Linked DNA regions of Homo sapiens: region 2 is linked to region 1. A link is a contact called in ENCODE Hi-C or POLR2A ChIA-PET data. All regions are on one chromosome and are shown on one strand. Each heading gives the region's core, a stretch centred on a gene start or an enhancer-like site at or near the end of the contact. The rest is flanking DNA. Distances are from core to core; before and after follow the strand shown. Region 1 has its middle 96 kb from the start of TANK-AS1. Region 2 overlaps TANK-AS1 (TANK antisense RNA 1).

Region 1 (2,747 bases), core at 248-2,747:
AGCTGAGTGTGGTGGTGCGTGCGTATAATCCTAGCTTTTAGGGAGGCTGAGGCACAAGAATCGCTTGAACCTAGGAGGTGGATGTTGCAGTGAGCCGAGATTGCACAACTGCACTCCAGCCTGGGCGACAGAATGAGACTCTGTCAAAAAAAAAAAAAAATGTTATCCTCTCTCCGCTGTAACTAAAAAGTACCATATTATGCATATGGTTCCATACCTTTATTTTTTTCTCCAAATAATTTATCTTGGAAATGCTCTGCATTGGTAGTATATGTATTTGTGATGTGGTTAATTTGTTAAATTGTACTTTCTAGGAAGTGTGTCAATTTATACTTAGAGTAGAAATGTTATGAGTGCCTGTTTCTTCATAACTTTGCCAAGAGGGTGTGAACAAAGTTTTAAATTTTGCCAGGCTGAAAGGTAAATATAATATTTTGATGTCAGTTTAGTTTTCATAGCTCTAATTTTGGGTGAAGTCAACCATCTTTCCTGTGTTTAAAACCATTTTTTAAAAAATGTGTGAATCATCTAATAACATTCTTTGCAATACTGAGTTGTTGATTTTTCTTATTGATTTCTAGGAACTATTTATTTATTATAAAGAGTCTCTGATATGAGGTTACAGATGTTCCCATTTGACATCAGTGATATTAAATATTACATAATTAAAATTTTATTTTTAGAATTTGCTAGCATGATGAATTGACATTGCTGAAAAAGATTACTTGACATAATCACACTATTTATTGTCTCATATTAAAAACAAATAGGATACTTACAAAATAATTACATCTACAGATGGAACTACAGCACCCCATTTTACATTTATTTGCATTGAGACCAGTAAACTGTTCAGAGAACTAGCTGCTTGTGCTGGGGTAGAAATAATTTTGCCATTTATTTTACCAATGGTCCCTAATAAACAAATGACAAATCTAGAACGTCCAAATTTCTAAGTTTGCCCTTATGATCAACTGCCAATTGAACAAGAAACTTAACAAGGTTATGTTCATAACTTGGCAAAGTGTCTAGCATATAGGGCTTGAAAAACGTTTATTTATTATAGAGATAATATACTGAACTGCCTTTCTACCTTATTGTGCCTCAATGTAGTTACTAGAGTAGAAAAGATTTCCACTCTTGGCTGCCATTCACAGGGCTCAGCTAAGAAGTTCCCTCCCTAGCTTACATTGAACTATATGAAATTGCTGCTTTATTGGTCAAAAATGGTTGACTGTTGGCACTTTCATACGGTTCAATCTATATCTGAAAGCCTGATGCAGTTAGAGAGGATTCAGCTGTCACAGCAAAAAGCTAAAAATTTTCAATACTGGGTGGACTGGAGTTCCTAGTCTCCTCACATGTCTATGTGGGAAGTGGGGTGTCACAGCTCTCTTGCTGGAAGCGAGGACTGCAGTATTCAGCAAACACCACAAGAGGGGGCATTTCTCTTGGAAATGTGAAGACTGATGAATGCTTTTCAGACTAAGAACCGGTACAGTCAGTCTGGGGGGTGTGCCAACAGGCTAGCAATAAACATCGAGTTGGGAAGAAGAGGGGCCAGTGATTACATGTTAAGCCATTGTCTGTCTCAGAGGGAAAGTCAACAGCTTTCTGTCTGGCAGCCTTAAAGCTAGTAATGCTGAGAACAGGCAAGCCAAAGTGAAGGGAGATCATAGCAATTGTGATTTTTGCAGCCAGAATCAAAACATCAAAAGTGACAAGTAGAAAGGGCTGAAGGTGCGCCTCTTACATATTTGAAAATGTCAGCTTCTTGGGAAAATTCGAGATGATGTAAGAGCTCTGCTGCATTTGCCGGTTGAATGGCATATTCCTGTTGGAAGTTCTGGCTGCCTTGCTAAAAATGCAGTGCACTCTAGCAATCGGCCCTGTGCACAGATGTTACACAGCCTTTACATTAAGCAGATAATGCAGAAAATATTTTCCTTTGTATTGGCACAGCTGTTACCATCTTCAACTCAAAGACTGTGCAGCTCTTGATTAATAGGAGATTTGTCTTTTGTTTGGCTATGAAAGTTAGCTCTAAATGAGAGACTTGGCTGCTCTTTCGCTTGTGTAACACCACATGGTAAATGAGTGCAGAGCAAGGGAGGTCCAGACTTCTGGGGCTGGCTTGTACAATCAGTCTCCCATTGACCAAGAAACTCTGCAACAGCCAAGCCCCCTATATGAGAACATTAAGTGGCCCTAAAGAAATTGCTCAACTAGAGGGGTTCTTATTAGAAAATTAAGGAAGAAAAAGGACAATATGACAAATTACGATATACTCTCATAACATTGAATTTAGCAGTCCCAGCCTTTTTTCATTGCCCAGCATCCTAGGTCAATTAGAATTCAGTGATTCTTGGATTCAGTTAGTGAATTGTTATAATTTGACTCTGAGATAATAAACAGGTAATTATTTCTCTTCTGTACTCCCCTCTCCCCACCCCAAATCCTCCAAAACATTTAAGCTAACTGGGGTGTTTTGCTATGGTGGTTTGTTGGAATTCTTTCTCCTCCACATCCAAAATAAACCATCATGTTTTTACTTGTTTTTCTGAGAAAGCAACACAGATGTTACGTTAAAAAATGTGAGCTTTAGCTTGTTATTGTGTATAAGCATGAAAATGGCTGTCTTATACATTGTAGCAAGTGTAAGCTGTCCTATCTCATGCTGAAAGGAAGCAACTTACCAGTAATGCTGGTGCCAGATTAAGATTCTCAGTGCATCACAAATGAATTAC
Region 2 (2,783 bases), core at 252-2,751, 60 kb before region 1:
TTATATGAAGGTCAGTGAAGCAGATGTTAACTATAAAATGTCTTTACAGGTGTAGTCCCCACCAACATCTTGGGGCTCCTCAAATCTTCCTTGAATGATGTCTGAAATAGGTTAGATCTTTATTTGTAATATAATGCTTTGACCCCAGTTAAAATATAACTACCTCATGAATGAGAACTATTATACTGTTATTGGCTATTAAACTTTAAGATGATTGAAGGTGATAAATTACCCCAAGAGGCTGAGGAGAGGACTTTAACTGACTCCCTGTATTTTAATCAACATTCTCTCTTGAAACTTTCGACAAATAGTATCAAACCATCTTAATGAGCTCTCAGAGTATTCTCTTATTTTCTATCCACTGAAACATGGTAAAACCCTGAATATGCTCTTGTCTGAACATATGTTTATGTTAATGAGGAAAGTTTACTTTATGTAGGAAGAAAAATTGTTTCTATTTCTGACATGATAAGATGTAGGAACAGGCTACAAACTTCAGACTTTATGTGAAAGAACATTTGAAGATAATGAAAGTTTATTTCCTCTTCTTGAAAGATGTTAAAACTTTATAAAAGACACAGAATTCTAAATTGACTTTTTAGGTTAATTTAAAATTTGTTAGGGGTATGGTTCAGAAAGTTTGTGCAGCTATAAGATATAGAGCACTTAAACTTATAAGTAGCAGAATTTTTTTCCCCTTCCATTAACCAGTTTATTTGATGTGCTATCTGCTAGAGCTGCCATAACAAAATGCCACTGATCAGCGGGCCTAAACAACAGAAATTTATTTTCTCACAGTTCTAGAGGCTGGAGGTTCAAAATTAAATTGCTGGCAAGGTTGATTCCCTCTAAAGGCCTTGAGGAACAAACCCATTCCAGGCCTGTCTCCTTGGCCTGCAGTTAGCTATTCTCTTCTTCTCCTTCACAGGGTGGTTCCCCTGTACAGGCAGGTCCCTTGTGACTGTGTGTGGCTAAATTTCCTCTTATAAGCACACCAGTCTGATTAGATTATAGCCTATCCTAGTGGCCCCATTTTAACTTGATCATCTCTTTAAAAGTTCTATCTCCCAAAACATTTTCTGAGGTTAGGGGGGTTAGGGCTTGAACACACGAATTTGGTGGGACTCACTTTAGCCCATAGCATTGGATGAACTAAGCATGATATATGCAGAAAGCACTTAATTTCTTTTCTCACCACTGCCTTTTATCTGTGCTATTTGAATTTCTAGATCAGCTGTTTGGGTGGCTTCTTAAATTCATAATGTGTGTTCTTAATCTTCTCTGTTCTAGGGTTTCTGATGAAAATCAGAAGCAACAGAAAAAAGCCTGTATATACTGCTATATGCATCAGTAATTTTACTACTGAGACAATTTAAACTCAAAGTTTAGATTCAGGTTATATCTATAGACAGAACAAGAAGGTTTGATTTGTGGACTTGTTTTCTCAAACTATTGCTTCAGTCAATGTGGTTGGACCAGTTTGGTGTGTAGAATTAGTCTCAGAGACATTCATCATTCTTTCAGGGTGGCTCCCAGACAGGCGAGTGGATAGACTGGGTAAATGGGAGTAATTTTGTAGGTAGGGCTGACAAAGATTTCCAAGAGATCTACTTAAGGTCTCTTAGGCCTTCTTTCCCAGGAAGCCTGAATCAAGGGGCTTCACTTAGCATCCATCTATCTCTGGTCTGTGTTCCCGATCCTCAAATAATGACCTAATTCTGTTCTACCATTTTCCTAATTTTGGCATGTCCACCAGACTCAAACAGCCTGTGTTCCTGTGATATTTCTGCTTTACTCCTGATTTCAATTATGTTTCCAATCCTGGATTTACAATCTGGGCTTGATTCCTGCTACTCCCTTGCTTGAGTTCTGTTGTCTGTGGCCTTGAATTGCTTGACTATGAATCATTCCATTTCATGACTCAGCAGGAAGCACCCTGCCACTGCTTTCACAGCTTGCCTACTCGTAAAGATTTCAGAAGTTTTTATTTCTCTAATTTCAAAAGCATTTTCTTTGGTTTCTTCTTTATTGTCATTGAAGCCAGTTTCAAAGCATAGGAAAACAGAGTTTTGCCTTCTCTACAAATCCAACACAACTTCTTAAAAGTGATTACAGAATTAAATCCTGACAGCGACTCAGGAACTTGTTTCTTTTCTGGATACTTATCCTGTGTGGGCTGCTCATAAATGCAGCCCATACCATGTAAAGTAATCAGTGGCAACTTGGTGGGAATCAAACATTCATATTCTGGAAAAACTGATAAAACAAAGTTCTCTTGTTTAGGGCTGGCATTTCCTCAATACAGAGGAAAGAGGATTGTCATAACTAGGATATCATAGAACCTATCAATATGGACCAACAGGTAGGAGAAGGAAGCTGGGATGGGGCAAATAGAAATCAGCCTTCTAGGAACAGCTCGTGTCTACTGCAGAGAGCATGGAAAGGATGATAAACCTGGAAGTGGTTTAGGTTGGTACTGATTTTCAAACCAGATTCATTCCCTGCACAAAGACCCTAGTCTTAGTTATTGATGAAGAAAATATTACTTGCTATCAAAAGTTCCTCCTGTTACTTAAGCCTACAGTAGTACCTAAAGTGGAGTGTATGGACTATTGTTTATGATGAAGTTTTTATCAGACTAGGTGAAATGAGAAGGATAAGGCTAGTGTAGTGATTTTTCCTATAAAGCTAAATTTATTCACTTTTAAGGAACTGCTTTTTATTATGAGATTAGTTCCCTCCTAGTTATGTTTTGGTATTAACATGTGCTTTTAAAAAATAAA

What was found. Hi-C counts contacts between places; a loop is a spot of excess contacts on that map. ChIA-PET counts read pairs that join two places held with the same protein, here RNA polymerase II (POLR2A). Pooled maps may share reads with other maps.
Region 2: a pooled map shows a loop between it and region 1 (2.7-fold over the local background). The contact joins two enhancer-like sites. A Hi-C loop is called at or near these places in 9 of 168 maps with a recorded cell type or tissue (B cell, CD14-positive monocyte, CD4-positive, alpha-beta T cell and 5 more), 23 of 37 single-sample maps with no recorded cell type and 20 of 50 pooled maps. POLR2A ChIA-PET finds 5 or more read pairs at or near these places in 12 of 52 experiments (CD4-positive, alpha-beta memory T cell, GM12878, Panc1 and 7 more).

The regions. Positions count from the first base shown.
Region 1 is chr2:161,062,566-161,065,312 of GRCh38, reverse strand. No RefSeq gene overlaps it. Among named protein-coding and RNA genes, the nearest start is that of TANK-AS1, 96 kb to the left of the region's middle. Within about 2 kb of position 1,497, at least 3 of the 41 ENCODE cell types and tissues checked have a DNase peak (open chromatin) inside an H3K27ac peak, as active enhancers do.
Region 2 is chr2:161,122,554-161,125,336 of GRCh38, reverse strand. The region is part of intron 2 of TANK-AS1 (TANK antisense RNA 1); the gene reads left to right. Among named protein-coding and RNA genes, the nearest start is that of TANK-AS1, 36 kb to the left of the region's middle. Within about 2 kb of position 1,501, at least 22 of the 41 ENCODE cell types and tissues checked have a DNase peak (open chromatin) inside an H3K27ac peak, as active enhancers do.